Regions from separate parts of the Mus musculus genome. Here region 2 is linked to region 1. Evidence: chromatin loops called from intact Hi-C (ENCODE). Cell type or tissue: heart. All regions are shown on one strand. Each heading gives the region's core, and the rest is flanking DNA. Links, peaks and the distances in the headings are about the cores only. Region 1 has its middle 7.8 kb from the start of Gm52637. Region 2 overlaps Fbxw7 (F-box and WD-40 domain protein 7).

Region 1 (2,917 bases), core at 95-2,594:
GGAGGTCAGTTTGCACACAGCCGCAACGTCCACACTTCTGGCCTTCTTAAGGTATCTCTGTTTTAATGAGATGTTGGCAGAGTAAGTCATCTGGTCTTAATTTAAATCTGATTCCAAAAGACAGATCTGGTTTTAAGAGGAAAAAAGAAAAAGCTGGCAGATTTCAGATTTTTTCTTTTCTTTCTTTTTTCCTTTTTTTTTTCTGCTTTTCTGCTTTAAAGGAACATTTCTTGATTTGGAAAAGACTGATTCACCCAGAAGTCATCAATGGTAAATCAGTATCTATGTTCCCAGTGGCTTTTAAGGTAAAATACCTCACCATGTGATATCCACCTGCCTGCCTCATCAACCGAGCCCAGGCACGGGCAGAATGAGCCAATCACTAATGAGCATGGGTCTGAGCGTAATGCCAGTGCTCTCGAGCCGCAACGTCATGCTAATAACTTAAGAACTGCTTGGTGTCAAGGCTCCACACAGAGTGGATGATACTAGTCAGCTCATTTGGCTTTTAATAGTCTGAACGTCCTGGTGGCTCTGAGACTTTTTTCCAAAGCCAAATTGTCTTGCTTGTTAAATATGTAATGTATTTAGGAGTCTTCATTTTCCATGCTTAGAAAAATGGCCTTGGAGTCTTATAGCGAGCACCCCGTTGAGAGGTCTGTGGGCATTTGGAACGGGCTGATGGCACTGCCACGGGGTGTCAGCGTGGGTGCAGGGGAGTCAGACATTCTCCCCGACTCCCTTAGAGAACCTGGTGAGGTTCTCTCCAGTGCTTCAGAAGAGAGAAAGAAATCCGAAACGCTGGTATTTTTAGCTCCCACTCCCTTCTTGACTGTGAATAGGAACGTGATTGAGATTCCCACCAGTCTTCAAAGCAGACTTACCTTTAAAGCAAATGCCAAGGGTTTGAAAACTCATTGGGAATGGGAGCACACGTGCATGAACAGAGGCAGCTTTTAAAAAAAGAAAGCCAAGCCCTGGGGCTGTCAGCAGAGTTGAGATAAGGTCTTGCTCCCCTCCCCTGCCCCACACCGCAGGAGCACAGGCGGGGATGTTCCTTCCACTTTGACATGTCATGTACCCTGCGGTGTGGACAGGGACTGGACTCTCAGCTGGCCCATATGCCCCAGGGCACGTGGGGCTCTCCCAGTAATTGGAGTGCTTACAAAACCAGTTCAGTACTCGAGGAAATGACCTGCAGGGTATGCTGGGATGGATTCAAACATTTCTTGTCACTTATAGCACCTGTGACTGAAGAGACGCGGGGACAGAAAGGAGGGTTAGGAATGCATAAAATCTAAAATAAAACCACCACAGAGCTCAGAGCACATGTCTGCTCACAGAGACATCAGCTGGGGGAGACTGTTAAAAGAAAAGAGAAGCCCCTTTGACTTTAAGAAGCACATTCCTAGGACCTGGCACCAAGCTAACAATGGGAGCCAAGCCAGGGCAAGCCTTGCAAGTGTTCCCTGCCGCAATCCTATCCGAGGAAGCCACCTGGCTGGTTTCAGCTGGAAGCCTGCTTCACACCCCTTTGGACAATGTTGTTTGTAGAGCCATCTGGCTTTGGTCATGAAACACTCGCCAACACCACAACATCAGGAATGATACTTTTCTTTCTTGGGTCACAGACAGGACGAATCATATTGTGTTGATTAACCGAGGAATCTGGAACATATGAGCAGGTTTCAAAAAATCATCTAGCATTCACCCTAACTTTTTCAATGGTCATCTAGAGTCTCCCAAGTTTCCTGTTCCTCCATTCTGTGACCTTCTAGACTTAGCCAATAAAATATCAAACTGAGAGCAAGCTTGCTGTAAACATGGCTGGCTCTTTCTACCCAATCTGTAGGGAGTGTCAGTGTCTGGCAGAGTGGGGCCTCTGCTTGCATGAGCTTCACTGGTGTGTTCATCCCACGTCCTAAACTGCGGTACCCATCTGATTCCGGTCTCCATGGTGATGGTTACAGCTCCCATCAGGATTTGCAGCCCTCATCTCCTTCTTCCTCTTCTGCTTTTTTTCATCCTCTTCTGGTAGCTGGGTCAGAACCCAGGAGGCATCTAGAATCCTTGCCTCTCATCAACATGGCCTCTGCAAGTTCTGTCAGTGTCACAGGCCTTCCCATAAGTCTCTACTCTGTCTCCACAACCCCAGTCTGGATTTTGTCACGTCTGACAGGAATACTGTAATGGCTTCCCCATTGTCATCCCTTCTTCCTGTCCCACTGTGCAGTGCTCACTCCTCAGATCTCACCTCATGGCCTTCTGTTCTCCTCAGAGATGAGCTGTTGAGATAATCTATTAGCATGGCGGCAGCAGCCCTCCTCATCCATCTCAGGCTTCCCCTACAGAGTGTTTGCAGCCTGATGGGAAGCCCCACACCTTGGGTTACATTGCACCAGGCAGTAACTCTGGACCAGTATGATGTGGCAGCCAAGAAGCATGCTCCCGTTGCAGTGGTGGCCACCTCAGCAATACTCTTTAGTCTGTTGCCCTAGGCTCCTCATCTGTAGGTAAAAAAATGGAATCCTAGGGTGATCATAAAATGGCACGCACAGAGAACTCAGCTCCAGAGTGCCAATGGCTTCCTCTGAGGACCAGAATGTAGATGTGGTGGAAGTGTGGCCAAGGGGGTGGGAGCCCAGGATGAACTTAAATAATATCAAATGGACACATTTAGTCTCCTTTCAGCATCTGAGTTTCTCAATAAAGAAAAAAATATAAAGCTCTGAGCTGTGTGTTTTATTTCATAAGATACTTTCTGGCTTGCTCAGTTTTTGTAGGCTAGTTAATTCCCACATGACAGGGGTGTTACACATCTCAAAGATCTGTTTACTTAGCCGGTGTGTATTAGAGTATTTTATGGAGGTTTTGCAAGACAAAGATGGCGTTCCCAAGGAGAAACACCCACTCCCCT
Region 2 (2,917 bases), core at 268-2,767, 460 kb after region 1:
CTGTTGTACAGGGAACTGAGACAGGAGAATCCCTGGGGATTGGTAGCCTCTACTTAGCTCCAAGAGACTGTCTTGTATCTCAAGGAAATAAGGCAAGGGGTGATTGCACAAGTCATCAGTGTCTTCCTGTCTCTGCATGGGAGTATGCAGACAGACATCCACATACATTCACATTCAGATACACACATACACTTATTTTCTTATAAAATAATTTATGAAGGACCATGATCACAGTCACATGTCACTTCTAAACAAGGACATGCTCTAAGAGATGCATGGCAGTGCATGCACAACATCATTCCCAACAAAGACCCAGGGGTAGGCCAGAGAAAAGACAGCATAAGGACACTGGAAATCTATAAATTATTATGGCCAGGGCCAGGGGCGGGGGGGTGGGGGAAGGTAATAACTGATAGTTAAGAGAAACATGTCTATGGTCCCACCAGCCTCTCCAGAAGAAATGTCACCACCTCCCAGTCTGTGTGTGTCCTTTGACACTCACTTTACTCTCTAGAGGAAGACTGATATTTTGTTCACATAATTATAACCCTCACTCATATTCTGCCCGTCTTCTTAGAATAACCTTTTTGCTAATATATCTATCCCCAGATATAAATACTATCTATTTTGCTAATAATATTATAATATAATTTTATACAGAACGAGATCTTTATTCTTAAAATAATTTATTTCAGTGATAATCTCTGAAAACAATTAGCACTTCTAATTCCTTTCAGAACTATAGGGAAGATATCATTTAAACTAAATGATATCTCTGTGCTTAAACAAAAACAAAAATGAAAGACAGCCGTATATTCTGTGAGAATATAATTTATTTTGCATAAAAAACATACCAAACAGGCCAGTTGCAATTTAATTTTTACTCAGCCCACTGATTAATTAAACAGCACAATAAACACTGTCTGTTCTCACATTTACACATAAAAGTCTCAGAGACCTGTAAAGCCGCCTTGTTTATGTGTATGTTCTGTTAAGATCCAGGTTCCCAGATAAGCCAATCTATGCGACTTTTGAAGTCTGATGTAAGCGGGGAAGAAAGACGGGATCTAAAGGAGCTGGGACAGGAAGAACTTTAAGTGAACATAAGGCTTTCTCCTTCAGTTCTTAAAGAGCTAAACAATTATTACGAAGGAAAAAGGAGCTTTCCATGTTCCCATGATTATTTGTGACAATAAAAAACACAGGAGAGAAAGTGAGCACTGTTGTATATCAGAAACTGCATTTTCAGAAGCACCAAGTGGTAGCATTCTAAACTCTTTTAAATTGGTAAGTAGCTGCCCTCAACTGGATAATATGAGCACTGCAACTCCAGCAAACCTAACACTAAATGAAGTGTCCAGCCAAGCCTTTATAAGGATAAAGATATAAAGTAGCTCTTCAGTGATGATCAGTGCAAGCTACTAACTTCCAAGTGTCTGTACTTTGTGGAACTCTTATTCTAAAGCCATGTTGTCAATCTAGAATGGAAATGTGAAAAATTTCAAACCCTTCAAATATCCAAGAAAGCCCTGATGAACGAAGCACGAGCTGGACAGTGGGTGTAGAGCCTCACAACCACGGACATTAAGCAAGAGCCTGGTTCACGTGATTAGCTACTCAAGAAAACCACACTCCATGAAGGGCATTGTGTACAGTATGCATGGCTCCTCAACTATTAGCACAGTAAGCTAGTTTCCTTACAGTGTCCAGACTAGCCTCAAATTCGAGGCCTCAAGCAGTCTTCCCTCCAAGAATCCTCTTGCCTCAGCTTCTACATGCAAAGTGACACTGCACCAGCCTTAAGAAACTGATTTTGTATAAGTTTTCACATTTTTTCCAATGGGAAAAATATTGGATCTCAGTATTATTCAGTGCTTCTGTGAACTTAAAGCCACTTTTGTTAACACCACTGTGTTCTTGGTGAAACAGAAAATTCTAGATACTTTTAATAGCACTACTGAAAGTTAAATAAGTCAGAATAACTATTCTTTTAATATAGAACATTATATATAGAATATTGTCAACCTGTGCTAAATCAATTTTCGGTCTTTCATAGCCTAGTGCCAAAGAGAAAGGACTCTTACACTATTGCCCGTTAAGAAATTTATGCATAAAAATGGAGAAACTGAAACAAACAGGGAACAGTCACAAACCAATAAACTGTCTTCTTGTATTAATAATACCTCAACTATAGAAAAAACAATTCAGCATAAAATTAAATTTTAACTATACAGTGTGGCCCCTATACCTTTAGTATTCATAAAACGAAATCAAATGGAAGAACTGTGTTTATAAACTTTAAAGTCCAGGCTAAGCAGTGGTGGCACATAGAAGACAGAAGCAGGAGGGACTGTTTGAGTTGGAGGCCAGTCTGGTCTACACACTGTATTCCAGGATAGCCAGAACTACACAGTGAGACCCTGTCTTAAAAATGAGGGAGGGTGAGCTAAGGTCCAGTCCAAAATGATTTCCAGAGAAGTTCGACACATTTAAATGCTCAGAGTACTTGTCAGGAAGTTTACAATTTCAAGTTACAGTTTCTAGGGCATCCCACCATTACTAGTGTACTAGCAATACTACAATGTATTCTTGAACTTCCTAGGTTAAGTTTCGATATCTAAGCACAAAGAACAACCCAAAAGCACTAAGCACATAAGCAGACAGTAGCTTGGATTCTGAAACAGTACCGAATGTATACGGGCATTCTACAAATAGACCTAGCAGCTACAAATTCACAAACCCACAGGGGTTGCCTAAGACCATTATAAATTTACATTATGTTCTGTAACAGTAGTAAAATGATAGTTGTGAAGTAGCAACAGGAATAATTTTATGATTACCACAGTACAACTATATTAAACTATAGTTAAAGGAACTATTTTAAAGGGTCCCAGCATTAGTAAAGTTGGGAACCACC

Evidence for each region. Peaks named below come from ENCODE experiments on the same cell type or tissue, not always from the same donor. Only the 100,000 strongest peaks of a DNase experiment are listed, where the experiment ranks them.
Region 2: it touches region 1 in a loop (2.7-fold over the local background); 7 of 42 quality-filtered maps call a loop at or near these places.

What each region holds. Positions count from the first base shown.
Region 1 is chr3:85,376,715-85,379,631 of GRCm38, reverse strand. No RefSeq gene overlaps it. Among named protein-coding and RNA genes, the nearest start is that of Gm52637, 7.8 kb to the left of the region's middle. In heart, for the core only: no CTCF peak of the experiment used is centred there; DNase peaks (open chromatin) are centred at 1,141 and 1,511; H3K27ac peaks cover 1,562 bases.
Region 2 is chr3:84,920,597-84,923,513 of GRCm38, reverse strand. All of the region lies in intron 4 of Fbxw7 (F-box and WD-40 domain protein 7), which reads right to left. Among named protein-coding and RNA genes, the nearest start is that of Gm40080, 44 kb to the right of the region's middle. In heart, for the core only: a CTCF peak has its summit at 1,304 (motif pointing left); no DNase peak of the experiment used is centred there.